2 separate regions of the Homo sapiens genome follow, and region 2 is linked to region 1. The links are chromatin contacts, found by POLR2A ChIA-PET in ENCODE. All regions are on one chromosome and are shown on one strand. The core of a region is the stretch at or near the end of the contact, and the rest is flanking DNA. Distances in the headings are between cores, read along the strand shown.

Region 1 (3,551 bases), core at 386-2,885:
TGATGGGATGGATAATAGTACCACAAAATAACACAGAACAGAAGGGGGCAGGCAGTGGCTAAAAGTCACTGGAATTGGGAGGTTTGCCAGTAAATTAGGGGAGGTTTGCCAGTAAAAAAGTCACTGGAATTGGGAGGTGGTCCAGTAAATTAGGAAAACTGTCTTATGGATGTTCACAGTGATCGCCACCAGCTAATTAAAAGCTCAATCCTGTGTTAAAATGTGTTGCTTAACCCTGCACTTTCCAAACTTAAGTTACTACAGACTGTGTCACTCAGCAGAATCTTACAGGACTATTACTCTATAGAATGCTCTTAGGGAAGAGGTAGCATAAAGGGGAAAATATGGGTTTTAGATTAAGCATAAAGTCCTGGTTCTATATAAGTAAAGCCAGAGTAGGCTCATTTCCCCCTAGACTAGTGGTTCTCAACTGGGAATGATTTTGCTCCCAGGGAGACACTTGGCAATGTCTGGAGATATTTTTGGTAGTCACAACTGGGCTTGGGGTGCTACTGGCATCTACTGGGTAGAGCCAGGGATGCTGCCAAACATCCTACAATGCAGACAGCTCCCCCCACCCCTGCCCAACAAAGAATTATCAGGTCCAAAATGTCAATAGTGCCACTGTTGAGAAATCCTACTCAAGAAGAGTGGAACTCCGAACAATGACTAAGAAACAGATCAAACAGGCACATTTTGACTCTGCCTTCCTTCTGCCTGGCTCTAGAGGATCCAGGAGAGAAAGGATAAAATCCCATCAGAAGAGGGGGGGTTTAGGGGTTACAACTTCTCATCACTTTGGAAGCCTTCCATGCTCCTCACAGAGGTGGTAGGAGTCCTGTCTCCGCTCAAAGCAGGGATAGCTCTGCTGCTAGTTAGCATATCTCAGTAGGAACTGCCTCACGCTTAGGTCAGCTGACATATTCTGTCACCACAGGCTGCTCTGGAATGATGGCTGGGAGATCATCCTAATGCCAGCTGAGTGGGGATCTTGATACTCAGCAGGAGGGTCAGACAAGCAGGGACGGGGGCTCCCCATGCAGATACAAACCCCAATCACATTTCCTACACAGGCAGTTTTATTCTAAGGTCTAACGGCTTCCTTACTCTAGCGGATAGTTTGCTATTTGGTGGGGCATAGGCTTCAGTAAAGAGGCCAAGGGGACTGAGGTTACAGTCTTGAAGAGCACTGATATTTAAGGAACAATCAAAAAACATCCAGAGGAAGAGGAGCCCAGACAGGCACCTGAGAAAACGGAAAAACGAGTCACTGGGGGTCAGGGAGCCAGGAAGTCCGACGAGTTCGAGAGAACTGGCCTTCTGCAGATATGTCCTTGTCCAACACGAAACCGTCTTTCATTCCAGGACAACTGAGGCTACCCACAGCTACCAAAACCTGGTCCCTGACGCCGGTCAGCGGACCGGAGAGAAGCCAAGCTTAGGAAACTGCCGCCTCCGCCGCCGGAAATGAATAACCTGAGCCTCCTAGCCAGGCTGCTTAAGCTCCGCCCCCAAAAAGCGAGCATGCGCAGCTCCCGGCTACGGCCCCTCCCAGCGCAGGCCCATCCCCGTTATGGAGCATGCGCAGTCCTCCTGCCGTCCCGCCCCTCCCTTTCCAGAGCCCCCAGTTCCTTAGAAACCAGGCGGCGCGTTCCCGGTGGCGGCGCCCTGGACTCCCGGGCCCGCGCATCCCCGCCAGCCTTCCTTAAGGCGGATGGGTGGCCCCCGAGACCCCGTCGGACCCATGGTTTCCAGTGCAGCGCGGAGTGGGCGATGCCAGCGTGCCAGGTGAGAGGCGGCCACCGGTGGCGGGTGAGGGCGAAAGAGGGCATGGCGCGGCCGGGAGCGGGCGCCGACAGGGCCTTCTCCGCGGCCCGGCGCCGGAGGTTGGAGGCGTGGACCCGCAGAGCCGGGGTTGGAGGGGGCTTGTTCCAACTGCCTGCAGGCGCGTGGAGTGGAGGGTCGCCTTGGGATTCGCCCTTTCCACCGCAGAAATAGGACCCGCAGGCTTGGTGGTAGAATTATAGGATTTGGGATCCTGGAAGAACCTGAGACATAACCCATCCTTTTACCAGATGCAAAAACCTAGTCTCCCCCGCCCTGTGCCGAGCGGACCACCTGACTGTGTGAGGATGGACGCTTTGTGGATGAGGATGTGTGAGGTGTAGAAGCTCAGACAAAGGGCTCGTGGGGTAGCTGGTTCGTCCCCTTTCAGAATGAGATGGGACTTTTGGGGATAAATCTTTAAGAAACGGGTGTTCAGTTGACAGGTGGAAGAAGGGACACCCCAGAAGGTGCGAGTGGCTCTGCCAGCTCCCATGTGCCCTATGGCCACGTCTCAATGGCCCTGGCCTACCTTTGTATTTGTAGCTCTGGAAGGAAGCAGATGGACTTGAGACAAAAGGTGAAGTGAGGTCTTCCCATCAAGGCCCTATCACACTTAAAAGGTGAGGGAGGAAGAGTGGACAGGGACATGAGGGCTTGGGAATGGTTGTGTGAAGAGTTTACCCTCCAGACTACAGCACGATCTAAAGAACAAGGCAGGATAGAAGAGTTGAAAGCTGTATTGGATAGGCATCAGGGAAGCTTATTTAACTGTCTTATTTATGTTCATTGTTCCCATAATGTTATCCTGAGGGCAAGAAAGTGGATGTCCTTTTAAATGTCCAGAAAGAACTAGGGCAGGGCACCACCTTTGTGATCTGTGGGGCCCAAAAGCCTCTAAAGGAATAGCCCTTAGTGTGTGGCCCTTAAGTTGAAGGGAACAGCATTTAATTTAGAAAAGGAAGGCACTTAAATTTATTGTGATATGGAGCAATATAGAGAAGATGGTTGTTTTTGAGTCGGGGAAGCTAGATTCATTCTTGATAAGGAAACTTATTTCCTTCTGGAAAGCTACACTAGAGAACAAAAGAGTTTTAAGGCCATCCATTTTACAGGAAACGTGAAAAAATTAACTGCTTTGGGATTGGGAGTTTAGAGAACCTGCCTGGACCAAGAGAGGAAATTTTCAACAGACGGTTCTGTTGGTCGAATCCTTATTTCACAGATAAAGATTCTGTTGTGAGAGGTTATCTCTTACCACCTGGTTTTCCCACTTTGCCATGGAATAATCATTGGTCTGGGTCTAATTCTCTATCTATCTATCTATCTATCTATCGAGACGGAGTCTCACTCTGTCACCCAGACTGGAGTGCAGTGGTGCGATCTCGGCTCACTGCAATCTCCGCCTCCCAGGTTCAAGCGATTCTCTGGCCTCAACCTCCTGAGTAGCTGGGACTACAGGCATGTACCACCACGCCCAGCTAATTTTTGTATGTTTAGTAGAGAAGGGGTTTCACCATGTTGGCCAGGCTGGTCTTGAACTCCTGACCTCAGATGATCTGCCTGCCTTGGCCTCCCAAAGTGCTGGGATAACAGGTGTGAGCCACCACACCCAGCCCTCATTATTATTTTTATTTGCTAGGGCAATTGCTATCTGATTTCTATAGTAATACTAGAACACATTGGTAGTAGAACTAGCAATTTTTTAGAAAGCCTCCTCTGACCCA
Region 2 (3,551 bases), core at 451-2,950, 570 kb before region 1:
GTGGCTTTAAGTTCTAGCTCCTCACACACTTCAGTGACATCTGGGCCCTGTGCTGAGAGCCCCGGCACTTTGCTCCTGCTAAACAATGACTGATCCATGGGGACGACATAAGAGCAATATCCAGCAGGAAGGAACGCAGTGACATCTGTGAGTACTGCCTCTAGCATACAAAAACAGAACTTTTATGTGCACCTCAAATCTTACTACAAAATCTTTTGGGCCCATCCTCTAGGCCAACTCCACTTACTCCTACCCACTTTGCACTCTCTCCTTCAGCCAGACTCTCTCTCTTACTCGTACCGTACACACACATAAAAAGAAATGTCCTCCCCTCCTCTTCCTGCCATAGCCAACAGCAACTCCCAGTCAAGGTCTAGTTCAGCCCCCACTTCCTCTTCCTCTGTAAAACCTTCTCTGAATACACCACCCCACCCCTCTCTGAGCTCTTTCTCTCCTGAACCACATGGCATTCCTGCTTCTTAGCACAGGTTAGTGTCTATGCTATCATCATGTAGACACCTGTCTCAAGTCTCTCCCTCAGGTGATTGGGTCATGCTTCTCCCAAGATCACAAATTCTCAGAAGGTAACAGCAGTATATCATTTTATTTTCCTTCTTTCCTTCTTTTTTTTTTTTTTTTTTTTTTTGAGACAGGGTCTTGCTCTGTCACCCAGGCTGGAGTGGGTGCGATCACAGCTCACTGCAGCCTCGATGTCCAGGGCTCAAGTGATCTTCCCACCTCAACCTCCTATTAGCTGGGACCACAGGTGCACACCACCACACCCAGCTAATTAAAAAAAAATTATTTTGTAGAGACAGGGGTCTTGCTGTATTGTCCAGGCTGGTCTGGAACTCCTGGGCTCAAGCAATCCTCCTGCCTCAGCCTCCCATATTAGGATTACAGGCATGAGCCACTATGCCTGGCCACGTTGTTTTCTTAAGCTCATCACCAAGCAAAGAGGGGCACTGATAAACCCTGGTTGGAACCAAGGTGGTAAGATTTTCACTCTAACTTCCAATTCCCTGGAGCAAGGCAAATTGTCAGAAAGTTGGATATTCTTCCATTCAAATGGAGAGAAGTGCCTATGGCCAGCCTGTGAAAATGAACACAGGTGGCAGGTGCCAGGCTCAATGGCTTCAAAGAGCTTTCACTCAGTACACTGGCCAGTAACACAGGTGCTTACTAGTCAATCATGATGTGGGAGTAGGGGGACAGTGGTCAAATGGGAGGGGAGAAGCAGCCCAAAGAAATGCATGCTGCTGGCAGGTCTTCCCAGGGACCTACCCTGATGATCAAAGCTACCTGTATGGGGTTAAGCCTCAATCAGCTAACATAAGGATTACCTAGTTAATAGGTACCAGTAATCCATAGGCCCCTACACAGTACAGTAGCCATGTTTTGAAGTACCTGCCCAGCTCCTTCTTGGGAATTGCTCCCCCTTCCCTATCATGACTGATGGAGCCAGACACTGGACCCAAGTTGAGCCTGTTACATTGCCTCTCCCAGAAACACAGAGTTGGAATACCAAGAAACTGAATCTAACAGTAATGGGCAGAAGGGTCAGGAGCTACAGCAAGTGAAAGTCACATACAAGCCCTTAGTAACAAAGGGACAGAAACCATAAGTAAATAGAGGAAGGAAGCAGAACACAAAAAGAAGCAGAAGTGGGAGGGCATGCAGCTTAGACAAAAAGACAGACAGGGGGCCGGGGCAGCGGTGCACACCTGGAGTCCCAACTGTGTGGGAGGCTGAGGTGGGAGAACTGCCGAACCCAGGAGTCCGGGCCTATAGTGCACTGTAATAGCATCTGTGAATAGTCACTGCACTCCAGCCAGGGCAACAGAGTGAGAACTTGTCTCTAAAAAAAAAAAAAAAAAAGACGAGAAAATACACAGAAGAGACAGAGGGGTGAGAGATAAGAGACAAGGAGGCAGAGACAGAAGAGGATAAAAGGAGAGAAACACAAAAAGGTGGAAATAAACATGGAGAAAGAGACTGTCTGACAATATCCTGGCAGTGCTAACTGTGCTTCTGGTTTGCAGCTCCAAGGGGAAGAGAAGCTGATACACTCCTCAGACCCACTAACTGGCACTGGGTCTCACTTCTGATCCTTCTCCTTCCTTCTATCCTGCCATAAATGTCCTACAGGTTTGGTCCTCTCTGTGCACAGGTAAATATTACACACAGTGGAAATTCAACTATGTGCTAAACTAATGAATAAAGAAGGCTGCTTGTGGAAATGCCTGCAGAGTCCATTCCAATAGACCAGCTGGAAGGATACAAAAGCACCTGGTCAGAGTGGCTCCTCTGGGGAGAAAGACTAAAGCTGTGGAGAGGGAAGGAGACTTTTTCCACTCTGTGGTTTACCATGGTTTACCGTGAACATACGCCTCTTTCTAGATAAAAATAAAAATAGTTCGTGCTCACTTCAGCAGCACATATACTAAAATTGGAACGACGCAAAGAAGATTAGCATGGCCCCTGAAAATTTTTAAAAGAATTTGTTTAAAAATAAAAATGGTTCATTAGCAACAATGTAGCACCAGAAGGCAGAGCCAGGGTAGTGTGAAGCTAGGAGGCACCTAGGGCACAAAATTTAAGGAGGCACTCACTCTCAGGGGACCACATGCCGGAACCTGAGAGTGAGTACGCCCTTCAACGCTGACCCCAGGCACCTCGTTTGCCTCACCCTACTATCAGCCCTGCCAGAGAACAGAGAGCTCCTAGAACAGTCTGTCAAGCAGAAGCCAAGTCCCTTGACTGTTCTCCTGATTCTAATTAAGAAACAAAATTTCACCATCTGATCCTTACTCCTCTATTGCTTCCCAGAACTCCCAGCCCCCCTAGCTTACCATAAACTATCAGAGTTCAAACAAAGTCAACAACTGGGCCTTAAAGCCAGATGCTAAGATTCAGCTACCACAATTAAAACATCCAAGCCTTCCCTCTTCTCCTGATCTCATTTCCTTGCTGGACAAGCCTGCACCAAGGAGCGTGGGACCCACGTGAGGGTCTTCAAGGCTCTCTGGGAGCTTATTGCTGAGAAAGGAGTACTCAAATGGCAGATCCAAACTGAAAGCCAAAGCAGAAACAAATCCCCAAAGTCTCTGTGGCAGACATGGCTAGTTATCTTCCTCTATCTGTTCTTCCCTTTTTCATTCGTAATAGAAATTTTAGCTGAAGGCATGGCTGTCCAAAATAAAGCTGACATTGCCCAGCCTCTCCTGCAGGTAGGTACGGCTGTGCAACCAGGTTTTCTCCCGGGATGTATGCAAATATTTCATATAAGACCTCAGAAAGTGTCTTTAAATGGGGGAGGCAGTGTCTTTGTCCTTCTTGTCAGTTACAGTGCAGACATGACAGCTAGAGCTTCAATAACCATCCTGGACCACCAGCTAGAAGTCACAGGCTGAGGATGGCAGGAAGACAGAAGGAATAAACCTGGCTCCCTGAAGAACTGAAGTCATCCAAACCACACTGCCTCCTTTTAACATGTGAGAGAAACAAACATCAACATGTTTGAGCCATGCTGCTAAAGGTTTTCTGTTGTC

What was found. ChIA-PET counts read pairs that join two places held with the same protein, here RNA polymerase II (POLR2A).
Region 2: POLR2A ChIA-PET joins it to region 1 with 11 read pairs in B cell. The contact joins the enhancer-like site here to the promoter of GFOD2 in region 1. POLR2A ChIA-PET finds 5 or more read pairs at or near these places in 2 of 52 experiments (B cell and HEK293).

What each region holds. Positions count from the first base shown.
Region 1 is chr16:67,717,400-67,720,950 of GRCh38, reverse strand. It overlaps GFOD2 (Gfo/Idh/MocA-like oxidoreductase domain containing 2), which reads left to right and starts at 1,635. Exons shown (of 3, transcript NM_030819.4): 1 at 1,635-1,788. RefSeq lists silencers at 1,718-1,767, 1,828-1,877 and an enhancer at 2,238-2,317.
Region 2 is chr16:68,283,187-68,286,737 of GRCh38, reverse strand. All of the region lies in intron 3 of SLC7A6 (solute carrier family 7 member 6), which reads right to left. It also overlaps the pseudogene RNU6-1262P. Among named protein-coding and RNA genes, the nearest start is that of SLC7A6, 20 kb to the right of the region's middle. RefSeq lists a silencer at 78-372 and an enhancer at 2,377-2,516. Within about 2 kb of position 1,700, at least 15 of the 41 ENCODE cell types and tissues checked have a DNase peak (open chromatin) inside an H3K27ac peak, as active enhancers do; they include B cell, where a contact is called at or near this core.